Linked DNA regions of Homo sapiens: region 1 is linked to region 2. Evidence: read pairs that join two places in POLR2A ChIA-PET (ENCODE). Cell type or tissue: OCI-LY7. All regions are shown on one strand. Links, peaks and the distances in the headings refer to the core of each region. The heading gives the core; the rest is flanking DNA.

Evidence for each region. ChIA-PET counts read pairs that join two places held together with the same protein. Peaks named below come from ENCODE experiments on the same cell type or tissue, not always from the same donor. Only the 100,000 strongest peaks of a DNase experiment are listed, where the experiment ranks them.
Region 1: POLR2A ChIA-PET joins it to region 2 with 5 read pairs; 5 of 35 experiments call an interaction of 5 or more read pairs at or near these places.

What each region holds. Positions count from the first base shown.
Region 1 is chr2:127,652,036-127,663,616 of GRCh38, forward strand. LIMS2 (LIM zinc finger domain containing 2) reads right to left here. Exons shown (of 10, transcript NM_001161403.3): 2 at 5,368-5,527; 3 at 2,795-2,861; 4 at 2,389-2,509. GPR17 (G protein-coupled receptor 17) reads left to right here. Exons shown (of 2, transcript NM_001161417.2): 2 at 1-604. Among named protein-coding and RNA genes, the nearest start is that of GPR17, 12 kb to the left of the region's middle. RefSeq lists enhancers at 252-311, 352-431, 6,679-7,179, 9,754-10,751, 10,789-11,329 and 1 more. In OCI-LY7, for the core only: no CTCF peak of the experiment used is centred there; no DNase peak of the experiment used is centred there.
Region 2 is chr2:127,794,634-127,806,214 of GRCh38, forward strand. All of the region lies in intron 1 of WDR33 (WD repeat domain 33), which reads right to left. It also overlaps the pseudogene RNY4P7. Among named protein-coding and RNA genes, the nearest start is that of WDR33, 11 kb to the right of the region's middle. RefSeq lists a silencer at 289-489. In OCI-LY7, for the core only: no CTCF peak of the experiment used is centred there; no DNase peak of the experiment used is centred there; H3K27ac peaks cover 345 bases.

The DNA.
Region 1 (11,581 bases), core at 1,186-9,185, 140 kb before region 2:
CCCTGAACAATGGAGGCCTTTCTTTCCCGCTAGGCTCCCAGCCTCCTTCCCGCTACAGAATCGCTCATCGGCGAGGCTCAGCAGAAAGACCCTGAAGGCAGGCTGCAAATGACCCAGAAGAGGGACCTGGGAGTCCTGGTGGGGACGGGGAGGGAGTCTCAATACTCCTTTGCAGTGCAAGGTACTCTGAGTCCCCTCTGTAGTGCCTCTGCCAGACACACACTGCCTGAGTTGAAGAGACACAGGCCACACATTTCAGGCTGGTTGCCAGCGGACGTCAGCACTCACGGCCTGCAGGGACTCAGCACAGCTCTGGATTCTGGATCTCTCCTGCTGTAACCCCACGCACAAGCCTGCAACCCCCAGAGCTCTTTGACAGGCTCCCAGGCCTCCCAGTCCTGGACAAGCATGTGCAGTCACGGGAGCTCAGCTCAGGCCAGGGCTGGGCTGTGCACCTGCCTCCCACTGACCCAGACCCACTTCCTCCAGAGAGGCCTCTCTCCGCCTGAGCTATTTCCCTTGCTAGTGTGCAGATATTTCCCTAACATGTCCTTTTTTGTATTTGTTTGTACGGACCATAAATATAACTGTAGCTTTAAGACTACACAGGTTGTTATGTTTGGTCAACATGAAGCGTTTCCCAGAACTTCTCTGACCCAAGAATGGTGAAGTGGTGGTACAGTGGCAGAGGCAGCCTCGTGGGCTCTCTTGCTGGGGCTCTGGCAGCTCACAGCACATCTGCCCAGATTCTGAGGTTCTGCACTGTGGGGCTGGGAGGGCCAAGTAGGGGCCCTCATTCCTCACTCTAGCTGCCACCCTGCACCGTCCTTACGGCAACATGCTTTTGTAGCATGTTTGACTTTCCAAAACGTTTCCAGCATCTTTCAGATTTCCCCAACCAGCCCTTGGGGCAGTGGCCCTGTGCAAACCTTGGCTCAGGAAGGAGATTGGGCTCGCTCCACACACCCTGTCGGCGACGTTGCTGGTCAGCACGAGCTCCTGGTGCTGTCCCTCGGCCCCTGCACTGCACCGTCTGCCCCTCAGCCCTTCATTTAGACAAGCTGCTCAATGCCAGGCACCGCCCAGCTCCGAGGACAGTGGGCCGGACGCCAGGCCCCAGGCCACGTGCCTCTCTCACGGGCAGCACACGGACAAGAGCTCGGTAGTGTCGGGGAAGCATCTCGGAGGAGCTGCGGGAGGGAGCAGAGTGCCCGGACAGAGAGAGTGTGGCAGGGGAAGCATGGCTGGGGCCTCTGGGGGTCGGCGCTGCCTCTCACTGATACAGGGGACGCATGCAGAGGCAGCCTTGGTGGTCAGTGGAGGAGAATCCCAAACTGCTTGTGCCTCATTGCGTTTGGGATGCCTGGTGGACACCAAGTGGAGGTGACATGTGGGCAGCTGAGGACAGCGAGAGAGAGGCCTGAAGTGGAGCCTGGAATTCTCCAGACACATGTGCCATTTAGGGCTCTAGGATTCTGTCTGCAAGGGCAGCCATGAGGGCCGGGCACGGAGCCCCAGACGACTCCCCATGGAGAGACAGGGAGAAAGGTGACTCAGAGGAGGGGAGTGAGCAGGTGCAGCTGTGGGGGCGGGCAGAACCACAGGAACTCAGGGTCCCGGGTGCCAGAAGGGGGGCGTTTCTGCACCTCAGCAGCTGTGGTGAGGGCTGCTGAGGGGTCAAGAGGAGGTGTGGGTCCCTGGGCAGATGAGGCCAGGGTAGCACACGCGAGGGGCAGCGGGTGTGCTGGGAGAAGCCGGGGAGGAAGGCCCAGCAGTGTTTTTAACCCAGCTCCCCAGCCCAGTCCTTCAGAAAGGACGAGAGAGTGGCGTGGAGAAGCAAGCCCTGGAGAAAGTGTGGGGATGAACAGGGCTCACAGACAGAGGCCGGGCTGCACGGGATCTCAGAGCTAGGGCCAGGGGAGGTGGGAGACAAGGCCACCTGCTATAGGGACAGTGCTTGGGAAGGGAGGATGAGAGACCAAGGGTTCGCAGAAGGTGGGAACTTCTGGAGTACCCATGAGGTTTGTGGCCCTCAATTTAGAGTAAATGTGGGCATCTCCCTCCAGCCACACTGAGCTGCACAGGTACAGGCAGGAGAAGGTGGACAGGTGGGGTCAGTAGATGGGGTGGCCAGGGGGGTGGCAGAGTGTGAGGATTTCTCATGGCTCCCGAGAGGCTGCCAGGAGCTCGCTGAGCGTGGGGCCCTGTAAACTGGGAGCTGGACTATCCGCCCCGGGGTGACCTGGAGGGAGGGCAGCTACATCAGTGCAGGCTGCAGCACCGGGACCCTTCTGCGCCCTCAGCAAGTGGGTAGCACACAGGAGAGGTGGCAGGTGTGCCAGGAAGGGCTGTGGCCCAGTCCTCTCTGGCCCAACACGGCCACCTCACCTGCCGGCATTCTTCACAAAGCCCAGGTCAGCCAGCTCCACATCACACAGCTCGCAGCGGAAGCAGCCCGGGTGCCAGTTGTTGTTCATGGCCTTGATGACGCGGCCAATGATGAACTCACCTGGAAGAAGACAGGTCCCTGCTGGCTGGGGAGCACGTGCCTGTCCCCTCTTCGGACCCTCCCAAGCCCTGTCCACCTAGCACTCCGCCTGCTCTCTGCCTGGCCCATGGGCTCCCTCGTGGGATGGTGATGCCTGTAGGGGGCCTGACGGCTGCCGCTCAGAGAGGCAAGGTGGGGAGTTAGGAAAGAGCTGGGCCAGTTCTGTGTACCCCCTCGGCCCCCTGCCCCCCGCCACTGCTGCCCACTTCCCAGGCAGCCCAGGATGTGTACTGTCACCGGCCTTACCGCAGGATCCACAGCACGGAGCAAACAGCATTTGGAAGTCGTGTTCGCAGTACTTCCGGCCTTCAAACTGCAAAGGGGTCGCAGAGAGAGGACAAGCAAACCACCTATCATCCCCATGAGCAGCCCAGGCCCTTGTTGGGTCAGGACCTGACAGCAGGGGATGAGGCACTGAGGCAGGGGCATGCCGGGCTGAGGCTGGAGCAGTGGGTCCCAGGCCTGGCCAGAGAGGACACTGGCCCTTTTGGGATGGTGGGGTGCAAAGGGAGGTGCCCCCGTGGAAGCTGGAGAGGTCCGTGAGGCCACCTGTCAAAGGGCCACTGGTGTCTACTGAGGATCTGGACCCTGTTGGTCCGGAGAACAGGCTGGGGGCGAGGCGGTTTTAAGCCAGGAGGGATGAGATCCAGTCTGAAGTGTAGTGTCACTTGGTCCTATTTCGTATACCTTCTCTGTGGGAGTATCCAGCTCTCTCAGAGGCCATGAAGACCCGGGTATAGGAGACAGAAGGAAGGGAACGCAGGAAGGGCCTGGGCACGGGGAAGTGGGAAGAGCTCAGGGCTGCGGCCAGCAGGAGCCAGTGTGCACACCCTCCAGGCGGCAGCTGCCAGCGAGGGCCCCTGTGCTGGCCACAAGCGGGGCCAAAGCCTGCCTCTGCTTTCCTCTAACAATTGTATTTTCTGTTTTTTAATTGGTTTTTCCCTGTTCTCTAAAATGAGTGTCTTATTAGACTAAACTGGATATAGCCCTACCCAGTGACCTGTAGAGTCAGGAAGGGCTTAAACTCTTTCAGCAATGAAAATCTTCTGGGCACCTGCTGTGTGTGAGAGAGAGAGGCTTTGTTCTGGGCATATGGCCACCCCTCCTAGAGCTTTGCCCACCCCTCCCGCTGCCTCTACACTTAGACAGCATTCCTCAGGAGGCTGAAGACACTGTGAGGAACAGCGGCTCTTGCTCTGCCAGGCGGACCACAGGCCCCACATCCATCCACCAGCCAGTCCCATCAGCTCTACCTTGAAACAGAGCCAGCATCTGACCCCTGGCCACCACCGCCACCACAAGCACAAGTGATGTTCTGGTAAATGCTCAACAGCCAGCTCTCTGGGGCGCAGAGGCAGGCCCTGCTGTGGGGCGTTTGCCAGTGTCCATGGTGTGAATATTCCCGTCATGGCCAACTCCTGGCTGCCAACATGACATCGATGTGGACTTGAGGGGAGATGTGCAGTGGCCACACCAGCACAATGGACAGAAATAACCCCATCAGCATAGACGATAGTAAAGTGGAACAAAATAATTAGCAAGTGGTATGCTTTGAGTATTTGTTACCTTTGTTTTTAATAAAATTGTATCCCATTGTACGCTGATATAATTTAATTTTTAAACAATAACTCTGTTGCCCAACCAGCTCCCAAGATTGTTGATGATTTAACGACTGCTCCTGTGAGCTGGTGGGGGCCCCTTCACTTTCATCTGGGTGATTGCACTAATTCAGCTCCTGGTCCCCCCAGCCTCCTGGCCCAGCCTCTGTTCCTGCCCCGCCTTACATCCTCTCCTCAGCACAGCGGCCACAAGCCTCCTTTTTTTTTTCTTTCTTTTTTTTTTTTTTTTTAGATGGAGTCTTGCTCTGTCCCACAGGCTGGAGTGCAATGGCGCGATCTCGGCTCACTGCAACCTCTGCCTCCCAGGTTCAAGTGATTCTCCTGCCTCAGCCTCCCGAGTAGCTGGGATTACAGGCACCTGCCACCATGCCAGGCTCATTTTTTGTATTTTTAGTACAGACAGGGTTTCACCATGTTGGCCAGGCTGGTCTTGAACTCCTGACCTCAGGTGATCCATCTGCCTCCGCCTCCCAAAGTGCTGGGATTACAGGCGTGAGCCGCCGCGCCCGGCCAGGTCACCTTTTCAAATGTCAGCAGATAGTGTGACTCCTCTGCTCCACACCCCGAGGTGGCTCCTGCCTCTTGCAGAGGGGAAGCCTATGGCTCCGTAGAGGCCCGTGGGGCCAAGCGAGATCCACCTCCCTTTCCTCAGCTCCTGGCCTTCTCCCTCTCATGCCCTCGGCTTCCATCACACCAGTCTTCCTACTGCTCTCCATACACCCCATGTTCTCCCACCACAGGGTATGTGCATATGCGGTGCCCTCTGCCCAGTATGTCTCCCTCCCCTCAGGTGTGCCCAAACCTCACCTTCCCTGAGCACCACCGCACCCCACCCCGGGAACCCTGACCCCCAGGGCATCAGCACCAGCTGGTGGGCCATGCGGTTGCTGTGCTCACTGTCTAGTCCCCAGGGAGGGCAAGCACCACCAGGGCAGGCTCTTCCTGCCCCCAGGGCCTGCCCAGCATCTGCCCAGAGGAGGCTGGTGAAAGGTGGCTCTCTGTTAGCACCCAGGGCACCTGGGGTGCTGTTCACATCTCACAGGTGAAGGATGGGCCCGTGCAGGAGCTCAAGCCTGGTTCTGGGCTGGCTCCAGACCTGGCCCTGTCACCAGTCGGGACCACTGCATGGAGCCCGGCCCACCCGCTCATAGAGGGCAGACTCCGAGCTGGGTCTGAGAAAGCCCTCAGTAGTGTCCTCACCTCATAGAAGAGCCCCTCGGGGAAGGGCCGGAAGCACTGGGCACACACGAAGCAGTGCTCATGGTACAGCTCCCCATTGCTGTTGACAATGCGCTCGGCGGGGGAGAAGCGGGCCTGGCAGCGCTGGCACACGGCGTTGGCCAAGGCGTCCGACATATTGCTGGGGGCAGGAGACAGGAGGAGTGAGTCAGAGCTGGTCAGGGGTGCAGATGGGGCACACGCGGGGGCCTGCGCCCGACAGACACACCTCGTATTAAAAAGTGAAGACGCTCTGCAGGATCAGGAAAATCGCTCTAACCCAGGGTCCAGGCTGCTCAGTGCTTGTAGTGCCCACCCCTTGGGGTGTCAGGGGCCCAGTCAACTCCCACTTGGGCCCCTATTACCCCTTCTTCAGGGACCAGAGAGTCTCGCACACAGAACACCACCCAGCACAGGTGAGCGGCTCTGTATTCACACTCTCATTTAATCCCCAGGGCAATACTGCAGCTACTATTATTATGGCCTCTTCCAGAAAAGGGACCTAAGCCTCAAAGAGGTTGAGTAACTTGCCCAAGCTCACACAGCAGAGCGGGGTCCACACTTGAATCCAGACTGCTCAGTCTTCCATGGTTCCATCCTCTGCACCATGAGTTAGTTTCAAACTGACTGCCTCCAATAAACACATAACCACCCAAACACAGAGCAGGCAAGAGGGTAGCTGGGTGCGTGTGCAGAATGGCTCAAGCCTGTCATCCAGAGCACTGTGGGAGGCCAAGGTGGGCGGATCCCTTGAGCCCAGGAGTTCGAGACCAGCCTGGGCAATATGGCAAGAATCCATCTCTAATAAAAATACAAGAAAACAAAAAAATTAGCCAGGTGTGGTGGTGCAAGCCTGTAGTCTCAGCTACTCTGGAGGCTGAAGTGGGAGGATGGCTTGAGCCTGGGAGGCCGAGGCTGAGTGCCACTGCACTCAGGCCTGGGCAACAGAGCAAGACCCTGTCTCAAAATAAAAAATAAATAAAAAAGACAAGAGTATGAATCTTTGAGACGAGACGGGAGTGTGGTGAGGGGGAGCAAATCTCATCCATACTGGGCACTGCCTGTCCCCAGAGTCAGTGGTGGGTTTCCTTCTGGGAGGGGTGAAATGCGAACTACAGGGGAAAAGCCCACAGTGAGCCAGGCCCGCAATCAGTCCAGCCCCAGGGCCCTTCGGCACAGCCAGGAGGGGCCTTTTAGACTCAAAAACAGGGTCAGGATGTAGTCCTAAACACCCCAACTGCCTCTACGACCTTCAAAGAACCGGATACCCCACACCTTTTGCTAGGAAGGGAGAACGTGGGTTCTGTCTCAAGTGTCAACTCCAGTGGATTCCTGGAAGACTGGGCAGAGAGGGAGCATCAGGCTCGCTGGGGAGTGACGCAACCAGCTGGTAACGTCTGCCTGGTTGCAGCCGGGTGGTGGCAGGACTCGAGTGCAGTGCCTTTGGGAATACCTCTCCGCCTGCTCTGCCTCCCAGGATGAATCCCACCCAGCAGTCACTGCCGCGACATCATGAGGGAAATGCTTGGTGAGTGAGGCTCCTGTCGGGCTGTTCTGCGGCCTGCAATCTGGGCAGGGCCAGTCTGAAGAGTGTCAACCACAGAGAAGAGGGGCCTTAGGATGAGTCCAGGGGTGGACGACAGGGCTGCGCTTAGGGTCTGGGCATGGGCTGTGGGCGGAGGGTCTCACAGGAGGCTGCTGCGAAATGGAGATGGACTGGAAACTTGAAAGGGGCACCCAGGCTGTCCTTTCTTCTCTGCTTAGGGACCCATGTGGCAGAGGCTGTCTGGAAGGCCATTCAACCAGGCTTTCTGGGCATGCTGGGCTTCTGTCCACCTTGGCCTGCCCTCTGGGGTGCTTAGGAGACCAAAGCCACCATGCGAGCCCACATTTAGGCCAGAGGGGCAAGGAAGCAAAGATGGTGGCAACAGGAGTTGGGAAGAAACCAAGAAGAAAGGAGGCCTCGGCACCCAGCGGCTGGTCCTCAGTGCTCCCAGCTCCCTGCTGGTCTCCACGGGGCGAGCCAGGCAGGCCACCAAGGTGGAGCCTGGCCGCCCCAAGCCACCCTCGAGGGCTGGGCAGGGCTTCACTAGGACAGGCTTGGTTTCCTTCCGGGAGAACACTGTGAACCTCCTCTTCTGAAACACACACCCAAGGTGGCAGGGAGGACATTCCAGTGCCTGCCCATGAGCGAGACCTTGGGAGTCTTAGAGAAGTCGGAAATCAACAGGAAATCCCATGGCTCTGGGCCTGGAATTCCTCACTCCAAGGACCCAGAAAACGAAGCCAAATTAAGGACTTCCACCCAGCCCCAGCCTTTCAGATTCCGCCTTAAAGCCAGACCTCTAGACCCCAGTGAGTGAGCACACATCCCTCGCACCCCCTTCCAGGCTCCTGTTCTCTGCCTCCAGGAACTGCTGTTTAGGGCCTGCACCCACACGCCTGCCCCCTCTGGCTTCCAGCTGTGCTGACCCTACTCCCACGGGCCAGGTGCTGCTGGGACCTGTGACTTTCCTTGTGGTTATGGGCACTCCTGCCCTGCTAGCCCAGCTGCTTCACCACCCTTCCTCCCTCGCCGTTTCATAAACACACCCTCAACTAGCACTCCCCAGTTACCTTGCTTCCCACTGAAAGGGGAAGCTGGCTGGGCTTCTGGTTGGGGTGGGGACTTGGAGAACTTTTCTGTCTAGCCAAAGGATTGTAAATGCACCAATCAGTGCTCTGTGTCTAGCTAAAGGTTTGTAAACACACCAATCAGCACTTGGTAAAAACTGACCAATCAGCACTCTATAAAATAGACCAATTAGCACTCTGTAAAATGGACCAATCAGCAGGATGTGGGAGGGGCCAAATAAGGGAATAAAACCAGGCCACTCGAACCCACAGCAGCAACCAGTTGGGGTTCCTTTGCTTGGTGTGGAAAGTTTGTTCTTTTGCTCTTTGTAGTAGCTTTTGCTGCTGCACGTTCTTTGGGTCTGCGCCACCTTTATGAGCTGTAATGTTCACAGCGAAGGTCTGCAGTTTCAATCCTGAAGCCAGCGAGACCATGAACCGACGGGGAGGAATCGTTTCGAGGAACAGATAATTCCGGATGTGCCACCTTTAAGAACTGTAACACTCAGTGGGAGGGTCTGAGCCTTCACTTCTGAAGTCAGTAAGACCACAACCCCACCGGAAGGAAGAAACTCCGGACATATCTGAACGTCTGAAGGATCAAACTCCAGACATACAGTCTTGAAGAACTGTAACACTCACCGTGAGGGTCCATGGCTTTATTGTTGAAGTCAGCGAGACCAAGAACCCACCAAAAGGAGCCAATGCTGGACACACCTGGTCAACCTGACAGCAGCCTGGCCACACACACTCTCCTCTACCTTCCGGCTCATCTTCCAGTTAGACCTGATAGCCAGTCTGTAAGCAGTTCCTCGGCTGGTCCCTGAATGCATCCAGGGAGATCATTGCTGCCTGTGGCCGACAGTATCGCACAAAGCGTGGCATAGGTGGGGGTGGGGGGGGCGGATGTGGGGGTGGCCACCTCCTTCCTGTGCCCAGGGGCTGCCCCAGCCCAAGTCACAGAGAGCCCCTAACAGCAGCTCTGTGAGGGAACATTCTGCTCCAAGAGCAAAGACGGGACAGACAGAAGCATGCAGAGACAACGGAGACACAGCACCATGAGAGAACACGCTTCCTGACTCCTGCAGGGGAGGAAGAGAGGCAGTGTGACACAGAGAGGCCGGCAGAGGCCTGGGCCCAGCCGCTCAGCTCTACACGTGATAGCCCCAGCCACCAGCCTGGGACCTGGAGAGAGATGCTCGCTTCTGTAGGCCTCACGTTCTCTTTTGTAAAGAGGTGCACCAGAGAAACAGCCACATCGAGGAGCCAAAGTGAATGAATGGCACCCACGTGTCCAGCACAGAGCACCAGGCCAGGCAGGGCAAAGCGCTGGATAAGGAGAACTGTTGTTTTCCAGCAACTCTGGGAGCCTTCCAGAGTCCCTCTGCATGGCTCAGCCTAGGGGAAGGCCTGCAGGCTGCCTGCGGTCCCTGCGAGAGGTCAGAGGGTCAGAGACGTGGACATTCCATGTCCTCCTTTGCACATTCCTTCAAGATAGAGAGCACAGAGTCTGTCCAGTTATCCCCCAGGAGACACCACTACCCACCCCCAGCTGGACTACGTAGAACATACTGCCCAGGGCACACCCAGCCTGGAAGCCAAACCCCAGAGGTGGGGGAGAGCACACCATCTCATGCCCTTCCTCAGCCCTCTCCAGCACCCCAGAAGGCTCTCAGTTTTGACAGCCAATACAAGCCAATTTGTTGCAAGATGTCCCTGAGTCTGAGGTGGGATCAGAGGAGCCTGCTCTGTTCCAGGCCTTTGTATAAGGGGAGGAGGCTGGTTCCAGATAAGGAGATTGAAGCACAGAGAGAGTCAGTAACCAGCTGAGGGTCACAGAGGATTGGACTCATGTTCCTCCCATCTCCTCTTGGCATCCCCCATTCCGGATTCTGTTTCTTCAACAACCCCAGACCTTCCTCCATCCCAGCCTTCCTGATATCTGAGTCAAGGAAGTGTGTGTAAGGATCTGGGAAGAGTTGGGGGCCAGCCACAAGAAGTCTGGTCACACCCAAGATGAGCAAGTGTTGCTGAGGCCACGTCGGCCTGAGCAGCAGTCAGACCAAGGGTGTGTCCCCTATAGCCAGGCACACCAGGCTGCAACCCTGGCCCCGACGCCCCCTGTCTGTGTGACCTGCAGCACAGGACTCTGAACCTCAACTTCCTCGTTTATAAAATGGGCCAGGAATAGCTACCTCCAGGGACTGTTGGGAGGGTTCAGTGAGGCCATTCCTGCAAGCACAGCCCATGCTTCTGTCCTCCTTCCAACGAAGTCCTCACTGAGCACCTGCACTGATAGGCACTATTCCAGATGCAGAGGGTTTCGGGGAGGGACCCTACTGCAGCACAGCCCAGGGAGCAGCTCCAGTCCCTCAGCACTGCCTGGGCTTCCTCCCTGCCCCGCCTCCATGAAGCCAGCCAGAGGCCAGTGTCGGGTCACCTGGCCACATGAGGTCAACAAAAATGTACAAAAAGCCAGCCCACCATGGGGACGCTAGAAAATTAACATGCTGCCTGTTCTCACTCGTAGGTGGGAATTGAACATTGAGAACACATGGACACAGGAAGGGGAACATCACACACCAGAGGCTCTTGTGGGGTGGGGGGTGGGGGGTGGGGGGTGGGGGGAGGGATAGCATTAGGAGATATACCTAATGCTAAATGACGAGTTAATGGGTGCAGCAAACCAACATGGCACATGTATACATATGGAACAAACCTGCAGGTTGTGCACATGTACCCTAAAACTTAAAGTCTAATAATAATAAAATAAAAAAGAAAAAATTAACATGCTGCCTGGGCTGCTATACACAAGATGCATTGACACCATCAGAAACAGACTCCAAATCAGTATGAAACCTGTCTGAAATTAGAGCTTTTTTGAAGCCCTTGCCATATCTCTTTGCTCTAGTGGCTTTTCTTTTAAGCAGGTACAACTGAAACATGTTACACTAACAACAAAGAACTGACAAAGGACATGAACCAGAAGTTCAAAGAAAAACAGTGTGAATAGTCACATGCGCATGCATGCTCAGGGCTGCCCCAGGCCTGTCATCATCGTGCCTGTCCTGCCTGCATCTCAGCTGTGGTATCAGTACTGTGAAAATCACTCCAGAACAGCCTTGGGGCCATCAGTGCCCTGGCCACTCGCAGCCTGGTACCACAGTTATGCCACACGCATCCAGGGCTGTCCAGAGGTTGACCAGGGAGGGTGCCTGCTCCAGCTCTGCCACACTCAGGTGAGTGACTTGGCCTCCTGAGTCTGGGGGTCCCCACCTGAACAGCAGGCTGCCCCAGACCTGCCATGCCAGCACAAGCGGGAGCCCAGCATGCAGCAGGGACTCCACAGATGGCCGTGCTGCCGGCCTGCAGTTCCCGCCCTCCACTCGGTGCCCTCCTTCCTCTTCTGTTCTCAGCAAAAGATATCTTTGATGGCTCAGTCCTCTAATTGCCACTCTGGGAGCCTTCCCTGACCACACACAAGGAGCTGAGAGTGGGCTATGCTTGCCCTGGGTGGCACTGGCCTTCCTCTGCTCCTGGGTCCTCCAGGCCCTCCCCTACCTCTGCGACTTATGTTCCTGGC
Region 2 (11,581 bases), core at 2,395-10,394:
ACCAACCCGGCCAATATGGTGAAACCCCTGTCTCTACTAAAAATACAAAAATTAGCCAGGTGTAGTGGCGGGCAACTGTAGTTCCAGCTACTAAGGAGGCTAAGGCAGGAGAGTTGCTTGAACCCAGGAGGCAGAGGTTGCAGTGAGCCGAGATCATGCCACTGCACCCCAGCCTGGGCGACAAAGCGAGACTCCGTTTCAAAAAAAAAAAAAAAAAAAGAAAGAAAGAAAGAAATACTTTCAAGCTGGGTGTGGTGAATATGCACCTGTAATCCTAGCTACTGGGAGGCTGAGGCGGGAGGATCACTTGAGCCCAGTAGTTCAAGTCCTGAGCAACATGATAAGACCCTGGTGTCAAAACATAAAAATAAAATACTTTCTATTCTTAAACTGCATGCTACTAATCTGTAGGTTGATGGTGAACATGGAATCTGTACAAGGGAAGTAAGTTATGAAGCAATAACTTCTCTTTTTTTTTTTTTTTTGAGAGGGAGTCTCACTCTGTTGCCCAGGCTGGAGTGCAATGGTGCGATCTCGGCTTACTGCAACCTCTGCCTCTCGGGTTCAAGCAATTCTCCTGCCTCAGCCTCCTGAGTAGCTGAGACTACAGGCGTGTACCACCATGCCCGGCTAATTTTTGTATTTTTAATAGAGACAGGGTTTCACTATGTTGGCCAGGATGGTCCAGAACTCCTGACCTCGTGATCTGCCCACCTCAGCCTCCCAAAGTGTTGGGATTAAAGGCGTGAGCCATCGTGCCCTGCCTGAAACAATAACTTTTAATGCTGAAGGTCCTAATACCCTGATGGGTCCCAATCTCTAGAACACAGCTACACCTGTCAGGCAGGCAGAATTACATTTTTTTAGTCCATAACAATGGACAAATTAGTTAGATTTGCAGAATTATGTACTCCAGTTTAAAGAAAATACAGAGGAAAAAAGTTACCAAACCATAGGATACACAAACATACAAGAAATTCTACAAGATAACAGCCTAAGCAACATGGCAAAACCTCCTTTCTATAAAAAAAAAAAAAAAACACCAAAAAGTTAGCCAGGTGTGGTGGCATGCTCCTGTGGTCACAGCTACTCAGGAGGCTGAGATGGAGAGGATCACTTGTGCACAGGAGGTCCAGGCTGCAGCGAGCTGAGATGGAGCCACTGCACTCTAGCCTGGGCAACACAGCAAGGCTTTGTCTCCGGAAAAAAAAAAACTGTCTTGAAACCTCCAGAAGTTAATGCAAGAAGGAGAAAATGGGGAGGGGAGAGCTATTCTAGATGAGACTAAAAGATAAAAGCAACCTTGATGGAATGTTAGTTCTTTAAAAAAAAGTTGCCTAAGATATTTTGGGGCAATTAGGTAAACTTGGTATACATAATAGATTTACCTAGGTAAATTAGGTAAATAGAACAGGTATTAATATTAGGTGATTACTGTTAATTTTTTTTTTTTTTTTTGAGACAGTCTTGCTCTGTCACCCAGACTGGAGTGCAGTGGCACCATCATAGCTCACTGCAACCTTGACCTCCTGGGCTCAAGTGATCCTCCCACCTCAGCCTCCTGAGTAGCTGGGACTATACAGCATGTGCCACCACATCTGGCTAATTTTTGTATATTTTTTTAGAGACAGGGTTTCAACATGTTGCCCAGGCTGGTCTCAAACTCCTGGCCTCAAGGGATCTGCCCGACTCAGCCTCCCAAAGTACTGGGATTACGGGCATAAACCACCACACCTGGCTGTTAATTTTCTCATGTGTGAGAGATAGCACTACTGTGGTTAAGGAAAATCTCTACTGCAGCAAGCACAGTGGCTCACGCCTATAATCCCAGCACTTTGGGAGACCAAGATAGGTCCCATTGCTTGAGCTCAAGAGTTCAAGTTCAAGCCCAGCCTGAGCAACAAAATGAGACCCTGACTCTACAAAAAAATCATTTCTTGGGCTCTTTCCCAGCATACATACACATACTCTCTCTCTCTCTCATTTCCTCTTTCCTGTTTCAATTTTAGTTTTCTTCATTACATGCTTTTTTATTCCATTTTATTAACCAGTTTTATTCCCACATTTTATGTACACTATCTTCATGTCCTTTGTATACTGCCTTCAGGGAAAACAATCTACATTAATGTCTTTGTATTTCGGTCTCCTAAATGACTAGGTTCAGGGGAAAAGTTTCAGTACACATTCTGGTTGTTTGAATTTTGAATTAAAAAGCATACTTCTTATATCCTTGGAGTTAACAACAAAAAATAATTAACCGGAAAAACTGTCTGTTTCCCCAAGGTCAAACCATAATCAATCCTCATTAGCCCCAGATTCTGCAATTGCGAATTTACCTACTTGCTAAAATTGACCTGTAGCCCCAAAATCAATACTCACAGTGCACCACCAGTCATTCCACCACACAAAGCACATGAATGTCCATGAATGATCACCATGGCAGGGAAAATTTTCCTTGCAAATCACAAAATAATTAATGTAACCAGTTGATTCCTGATGGATGATTTTCCTATTTTATACCTTTTAGCTACAAAATATAACTGATAAATGTTAGCTCTCTCTCAAAGACATTAAACCAGGCCAGGCGCAGTGGCTCGTGTCTGTAATCCCAGAACTTTGGGAGGCTGAGGTAGGCAGATCATGAGGTCAGAAGTTCGATACCAGCCTGGCCAACATGGTGAAACCCCGTCTCTACTAAAAATACAAAAATTAGCTGGGCGTGGTGGCGCACACCTGTAATCCCAGCTACTTAGGAGGCTGAGGCAGGAGAATCACTTGAACCCAGGAGGCAGAGGTTGCAGTCAGCCAAGATCACACCACTGCACTCCACCCTGGGTGACAGAACAAGACTACGTCACACACAAAAAAAGATATTAAGCCAAAAAACCCCTCCAAGCTATATTATGAAATGTTTTAGTGGCTTTTTTTGTAAAAGTGGGAACACTAAACTGGTATTCAGGTGACCTGAATTCTGCCACTCTGTAATTATGAACAAATTTAATCTCTCCAGTGTTGTTTATCTTCAAATTAAAGGGTCTAGATTTGATGATCTCTAGAGGCAAAATAATTTCATAATTTCAAGATCACAAGCCAACAGGCCAGGCACGGTGGTTCAAGCCTGTAATCCCAACACTTCGGGAGGCTGAGGAAGGTGGATCACCCGAGCTCAGAAGTTCGAGACCAGTCTGGGCAACATGGCAAAACCCTGTCTCTACCAAAAACACAAAAACTTAGCCGGGCATGGTGGTACACAACTGTGGGTCCCAGCTACTCAGGGGGCTGAAGCAGGAGGACTGCTTGAGCCCAGGAAGTCGAGGTTCCAGTAAGCCAAGATGACACCACTGCACTTCAACCTGGTGACAGAGTGAGACCCCATCTCAAAAGATTATGTAGAAAGCAGGTAGGAAATTTCCAAAATTCCTTTCTTAAACCTTGCTTAACAAATGAATTTAAGCCGGGCGTGGTGGCTCATGTCTGTAATCCCAGCACTCTGGGAGGCCGAGGCAGGTGGATCACCTGAGATCAGGAGTTCAAGACCAGCCTGGCCAACATGGTGAAACCCTGTCTCTACTGAAAATACAAAATTTAGCCGGGCATGGTGGCACATGCCTGTAATCCCAGCTACCAGGGGGGCTGAGGCAGGAGGATCGCTTGAACCTGGGAAACAGAGGTTGCAGTGAGCCAAGATCGTGCCACTGCACTCCAGCCTAGGCAACAGGGCGAGACACCGTCGCAAAAAAAAAAAAAAAAAAAAAAAAAAAATGAATTTAAAAGCATTTAACAAAATAGGAAAAGACAATCATTCCCAAAGGAACAATCCTAAAGAGCTGGTTGGCCCTGAATATTTCAAATCTGTCAATAGCAAGATAAAATGATAAGCTTAAGCTTTTATGAGCCTCTTGATTTCAGAACTATGGTTCTCAGGTTCTAGTTCTACTATCTACACAGACCTAAAAGCCTAACCAGTTAACTAGTTCCTCAGTATATCTGGAATTTATGATGTCTTTTAATTACCTTATGACACATACCATCTTAACAGTTTGATATTTCCCTCCAAACAAGTCAGTTTAGATTTCAAAAAAAACAGTGTTATTAGAGATACGATGAACTGAAAGTTAAACAAATATCTAAAAAAGTCGTGAAAAAAAATTCACCAATGAAACCTGTCCTTAATTTTTACTTGAACCTCCCTCTACTAAGTAAAATTTAAGTTATTGAAAACTGCTTTTATTAGACCAAAACTAAAGCTTATAGCTTTCTTTTTTTTTTTTTAAGCCAGTCAAATTTAGCAGTTGGGGGTTGTATATCAACTTCAGTGACACTAATGTTAATGAGTTCTGATAACCCACTACCATCGGACCAGCCAAAAGCTTATAGCTTTCTAACCACAAGGTCAAACTCACTATAGCTGCTTTCTAATAAAAAAGTCAAACTCATATTCACATTTATACCAATGGAGGAGAATCTACATTCTCAAATGAGAAAAATCAGTTGCTTAACCAATTGCCAACTGCATTAAATACAGAGAATACATTCAGGACCTTGGGTTAGGCAAAGCTGCCTTAGATGTAATACCAATGCACAATAAACAAAAGAAAAAGTAGGTAAATTGGACATAATCAAAATTGGAAACTTCTTTGCTTCAATGACACCATAAAAAAATCAAAACACTGTCTTCCTACACATGACTTGGGAAAAAAAGTTAAAAAAAGGAAAACAAATCCACAAAAAGGGTAAAAATTTCTGCAAATCATGTATCCGATGAGACTTGCATCCAGAATACACGAAGAACTCTTAAAACTCAATAATAACAAGAAATAACCCAATTTCTTAAATGGGCAAAGAATGTGAATAGTTATTTCTCCAAAGAAGATATACAGGCTGGACACGGTGGCTCACGCCTGTAATCCCAGCACTTTGGGAGGCCAAGGCAGGTGGATCACTTGGGGTCAGGAGTTTAAGACCAGCCTGCGCAACATGGCGAAACCCCATATCTACTAAAAATACAAAAATTAGCCGGACATGGTGGCAGGCACCTGTAATCCCAGCTACTCAGGAGGCTGAAGCAGGAGAATCGCATCAATAGAAAAATGCAAAACAAAACCACGATGAGCACCAGGAACAGTGGTTCCAGCTACTCGAACCACCTCCTGCTGGAGTTCAGGCAGGAGGACTGCTTGAGCCCAAGAGTTCGAGGCTGCAGTGCACTGTGATCACACCTGCACTCCTGCCTGGGCAACAGAGTGAGACCCCGTCTCTAAAATATATAAATAAATGAATACCACAATTAGATAACACTTCACATCCACTGGGATGGCTATGGTCAAAAAGAGGGAAAATAAGAAGTGTTAGTGAGAATGTGGAGAAACAGTAACCCTCATGAGAAGTCCATCTGGATTACAAAAGAATAGTGGTTGTTAGGCATAAAATAAACTGAAAATTAGGTGGGAAAATAGTCAAGAATTTCCTCAAATGTTAAATGTCAAAATACCATGTGACCCAGCAATTCTACGCCTAGGTAAATTCCCAAGGGAACTGAAAGCATTATGTCCACACAAATATTTGTACGTGAATGTTTACAGCAGCGTTATTAATAATAATCAAAAAGTGAAAACAATCCTAATGTCCATCAACTGAATCATAAAAATTACAGCTTCTGATCCCAAATCACCATCAACACTTAACAAAAATAATCTTTCTCCTTAAAAACAAGAAGCAAGCCTGGGCGCAGTGGCTCATGCCTGTACTCCCAGCACTTTGGGAGGCCGCGGCAGGCGGATCATGAGGTCAGGAGATCAAGACCATCCTGGCTAACATGGTGAAACCCCGTCTCTGTTAAAAAAATTCAAAAAAATTAGCCAGGCGTGGTGGAGGGCGCCTGTAGTCCCAACTACTCGAGAGGCTGAGGCAGGAGAATGGCATGAACCCAGGAGTCGGAGCTTGCAGTGAGCTGAGATCGCATCACTGCACTCCAGCCTGGGCAACATAATGAGACTCCGTCTCAAAAAAAAAAAAAAAAAACCAACAAGCAAAAAAATTCAAATGTTATGAAGGAATTGCAGAGGGAAAAAAATAATAATAAAACCATAGACTTTACAAAGCCTATTTCTGTAAACTGTACTTGGCCCTGAGTTTTAATTTAAATCTATTCCTGTATATGAAACTGAAACTTTATTAAAGCTATTTAAGACAGAAATCTCCTTCCTTTTACAAAAAATAATTGTGTACACAGTATTGCCACAATAAACTGGTTAAAGCTCTTTACTGAAACTTTTAACAGTCTAACTTCTGAAACTCAATGATAGCTGTAGTGATGGAATATTACTATTATTGGGCTGTAAAACTTTAGGATGGGCATAGTGGCTCATGCCTATTGTAATCTCAGCACTTCAGGAAGCCGAAGTGGGAAGATGGAGCCCAGGAGTTTGAGACCAGCCAGGACAGACAACATAGTGAGACCCTGTCTCTAGGAAAAAAAAAAAAAAGAAAAGAAAAACAAAATTAGCCAGGCATGGTGACATACACCTGTTGTCCCAGCCGCTCGGGAGGCTAAGGCAGGAGGTTTGCTTGAGCCCGGGACGTTGAGGCACAGTGAGCTATGATTATACCACTGTACTCCAGCAGGGGTAACAGAAGGAGACCTTTTCTCAGAGGAAAAACACACACAGACACAGAAAATAATAACTGTTGGTAAGAACATGAAGAAATTGGAACCATTGTGTACTGACTGTAAAATGGTACAATGAGGCTGGGCATGGTGGCTCACACCTGTAATCCTAGCACTTTGGGAGGCCATGGTGGGAGGATCACTTTGAGGCGAAGACCAGCCTGAGCAACACAGTGAGACTCTGTCTCTAAAAAACAAACAAACAAACAAAAAACACACAACAAAAAAAAAAAAAACAGTACAATCACTATGAAAAACAGTATAGAGGTTCTTCAAAAATGTTAAAAACAGAATTACATTATGAGCCAGGTGCAGTGGTTCATGCCTATCTCAGGACTTTGTGGAGCGGAGGCATGTGCATCACTTGAGGTTAGGAGTTCAAGACCAGCCTAGCCAACATGGTGAAATCCCATCTCTACTAAAAATACAAAAAATTAGCTGGGCGTGGTGGTGCACACCTGTAGTGCCAGCTACTCGGGAGACTGAGGCAGGATAATTGTTTGAACCCAGGAGACGGATGCTGCAGTGAGCCGAGATCGTGCCACTGCACTCCTGCCTGGGTGATACAGTGAGACTCCATCTCAAAAAAAATGGTTAAGGCCAGGCACAGTGGCTCCTGCTTGTAATCCCAGCACTTTGGGAGGCTGAGGCAGGCAGATCACTTGAGGTCAGGAATTCCAGACCACCCTGGCCAACATGGTAAAACCCCGTCTCTACTAAAAATACAAAAATTAGCCAGGTGTGGTGGCATGCACCTGTAGTCCCAGCTACTCAGGAGGCTGAGGCAGGAGAATCACTTGAACCCAGGAGTGAGCTGAGATCACGCCACTGCACTCCAGCCTGGAGGAGAGAGCAAGACTCCGACTCAAAAAAAAAAAATTAAGACAGTAAAATTTTGCTATGCATTTATCACAATTTATAAAAAAAAAAATCAAGTGTCACAAGCATATACAGCATGCCAACTTTCTTCTAAGAATGTGAAAATAAGAATATACACAGTAAAAACTGGAATGAACTCCAGAGCTCAGAGACAGAAGCAAGACTTAACTACTTTTTCTTCAGCCTCCGTCTCCTGGGTGCAAGCAATTCTCCTGCCTCATCCTTCAGAGTAGCTGGGATTACAGGCATGTGCCACCACGCCTGGCTAATTTTTGTATTTTTAGTAGAGATGGGGTTTCACCATGTTGGCCAGGCTGGTCTCAAACTCCTGACCCCAGGTGATCTGCCCCCCTCGGCCTCCCAAAGTGCTGGGATTACAGATGTGAGCCACCACGCCCAGCCAGTACTTTTTCAATATAGTATTTAATTTTATTCCTTCTTGGTCACAGGTGCTTAAAAATTTTTTTTCAGTAGATTTTAAACCATGTAAATAACGTATTAAAAAAACTAAATTACGTCTGGGTGCAGTGGCTCATGCCTTGTAATCCTAGTATTTTGGGAGGCTGAGGAGGGAGGAACCGATGACCCCAGGAGTTCGAGCCCAGACTGGGCAACATGGCAAAACCCAGACTATACCAAAAAACACAAAAAATTAGCCAGGCATGGTGGTGCGCACTTGTCGTTCCAGCTACTTGGGAGGCTGAGGTGGGAGGATCACCCAAACCTGCGAGGTTGAGGCTACAGGGAGCCAAAACTGCACCACTACACTCCAGCCTAGGTAACAGATTGAGATCTTGTCTCAAAAACAAACAAACAAAAAAACTAAATTAAGAGGGAGAAAAAGCAAACCCTAATAATGAATACAAACAAAAACTGTGAAATTTGATAATCAAAATAAACAAATTCAACAAACAAGCTGAAAAATGTTATTTCAAGTAACTTTTGAAGAAAGTTCATCTTTAATGCAGTATACGCTAAGAAAAAAAAGGACTGGAAAAAAAACTGCACTTGGTAGGGTTATTGTTAGTAAAATACTGGCATTATAAATCTGACTCTGTTTTCTGTGTAGAAAATGCCACTAATGTTAACTTTGATTAGGAATTTAAAATACCAATGTAGGCCAGGCACAGTGGCTCACGTCTGTAATCCCAACACTTTGAGAGGCCAAAGTGAGCGGATCACTTAAGGCCAGGGGTTCGAGACCAGCCTGGCCAATATGGTAAAACCCCATCTCTACTAAAAATACAAAAATTAGCCAGACGCCTGTAATCCTAGCTGCTCGGGAGGCTGAGGCACAAGAATCGCTTCAACCCAGGAGGCAGAGGTTGCAATGAGCCAAGATTGCACAACTGCACTCCAGCCTAGGTGACAGAGGGAGACTGTCTCAAAAAATAAATAAAATAAAATACCAATGTAAGCTGATGATTTTTAATATCATGTTTTCTAGCTCTGTCCACTGAAAAGGGCATACAAGCAAATGCATACACCACCAAGCATCCAAATCCTGGTTTATAAATAATATTTTCTACCAAAAGAACTGGGACTCCTTGGAGAAATGGGAAGATACAAAAGGAAAGGAAAAGACAAGAAGGACTTGGGTTATTGTTTTGCCAAAAAAGCAAAGGAGCCCTCAAATTAACTGGGGTTAGTGCCAGGTGCTTGGGAGACTGAGGTAGGAGAATCACTTGAGCCCAGGAGTTCCAGGCTGCAGGCAGCTATGATCTTGCCACTGCACTCTAGCCTGGGCAACGAAGTGAGACCCAGTCTCAAAAAAAAAAAAAAAAAAAAAGACCAAAAGCAATAAGGGCCAAATACCTGCTCCTGCTTAAAGACTAAAGAGATACGAAATATCTAGATTGGGACCGGGTGCGGTGGCTCACACCCGTAATCCCAGCACTTTGGGAGGCCGAGGAGGGTGGATCACAAGGTCAGGAGATCGAGACCATCCTGGCTAACACGGTGAAACCCTGTCTCTACTAAAAATACAAAAAATTAGCCAGGCATGGTGGCGGGCGCCTGTAGTCCCAGCTACTCGGGAGGTTGAGGCAGGAGAATGGCGTGAACCCGGGAGGCGGAGCTTGCAGTGAGCCAAGATCATCCCAGCCTGGGAGACAGAGCGAGACTCTGTCTCAAAAAATAAATAAAAAAAGAAAAGAAATATCTAGATTGGATACTGGATTAGAGAAAGAAAAATTCTGTGAGATGTTACTGAGACAACTAGAGAAATTTGAGTATGAATTTTCAATACTATATAAATGTTCAATGTCCAGAATTAGTTAATATTGCGGGTACTTAACTTGTTCTTGAGCAGAGAAGTGCGGAGAAGTGCATATCTGTGAATAACACTAAATGGCTCCGAAAATAATACATGAGGGGCTGGGAGGCAGGAAGGGAGGAATAAAGCAAATGTGACAAAATGTTAAAAATGGGTGAATCAGAATAAAAAGTACATAGGAGTTCTTTGAACTATTCTTCCAACTCTTCTGTTAGTTCATATTTATTTCAAAATTTAAACATTTAAACACGAAAGGGGGAAAGCAAAAGCTCTTTATTACAGAAAACAGTTAATGAATATAAACAAATAACAAAATTAGAAAACCCCCAATAAATGACTCAGCTAATAATCATCAATCATTAAGTGAAAAATATTTTGAGAAGTGAGGTACTCACATGATGCTAAAGTTATCACCCCACAGATCAAGTATAACTGCAAAGGGAAAAATATACCTCTTTGATGAAGAAATCCAATGGACACATTAACCAGGTAAATTTGGCATTGTAAATAACGCAAGCTAACATCTGGCAGTCCCTACCACCTTATTGAAGGCTCATAGCTAGAAGTATATCCTCACAACATAAATCACGTATCATCACCTGTGAAGTTTTTTCTTTTTTTTTTTTTTTTTTTTTTTTTTTTTGAGACAGGGTTCTCTTGTCGCCTAGGCTGGAGTACAGCAGCAGGATGTCGGCTCACTGCAGCCTCCACCTCTCTGGCTCAAGCCATCCTCCTGTCTCAACCTCCCAAGTAGCTGGGACTACAGGCGCAGGCCACCAAACCCAGCATTTTTTTTTCTTTTTTTAAAATAGAGACAGGGTTTTGCCAAATTGTCCAGGCTGGTCTTGAACTCCTGGGCTCTAGCAATCCATCTGCCTCAGCCTCTCAAAGTGCTGGGATTACAGACATGAGCCAGCGCACCTGGCCTCTATGAAGTATTTTTGCCAAAAATATTTGACCCAAATTTAGTCAAACCTCTCTAGATCTAACTTCTAGTTTACAGGAAATAAAAGGAATAGAGAAACAACAGGAATTGAGAAACAAAATACATGACATTTTAAGCATACAATAAGAAATTCCAAAATATGGAACGTTCTTTAAAAAGATGAGGCTAGCTGTTTGTGGTGACAGAGTCAGGAAGGGGCAGCAGGTGCCAGGTCCGGCCTCAAAGGTGGCAAGAAGAACCCTTTGAAACTGCCCAAAAAGCAGGCCAAGAAGATGAATAAGGCTTTCAAGCAGAAACAAGAAAAGGAACGAAAGAAACACAAGGAGCTAAAAGCGAAAGCCTCCTGGAAGGGGCTCCGGCCACAGGTGGAATTTAAAAATCTGGCAGAAAGTAAGCTGTGCCCTGTGCCTGAAGCAATGGTGACCCTTGATTTCATTCGTATTTAAACATCTGTATTCCCTGCCATAATATCTGTTGCCACCTATAGCTGGAATGAAGTGTCGTCTTGAAGCTGGAGTCTACTGCACATTAAAGAATAAACTTTTGTTTAAAAAAAAAAAAAAAACCGCAGGTGTGGTGGCTCACACCTGTAATCCTAGCACTTTGTGAGGCCAAGGTGGGCAGATTGCTTGAGCTGGGAGGTTGAGGCTGCAGTGAGCTGTGATTGTGCCACTGCACTCCAACCTGGATGACAAAGTAAGACCCTGTCTCAAAATAAACAAAATTTTAAAATTTTAAATAAAAAATATTAATAAAATAAATTAAAATGCTTACAGTGGCTCATCATCTCTTTAGTTGTTTTTCTTTTTCTTTT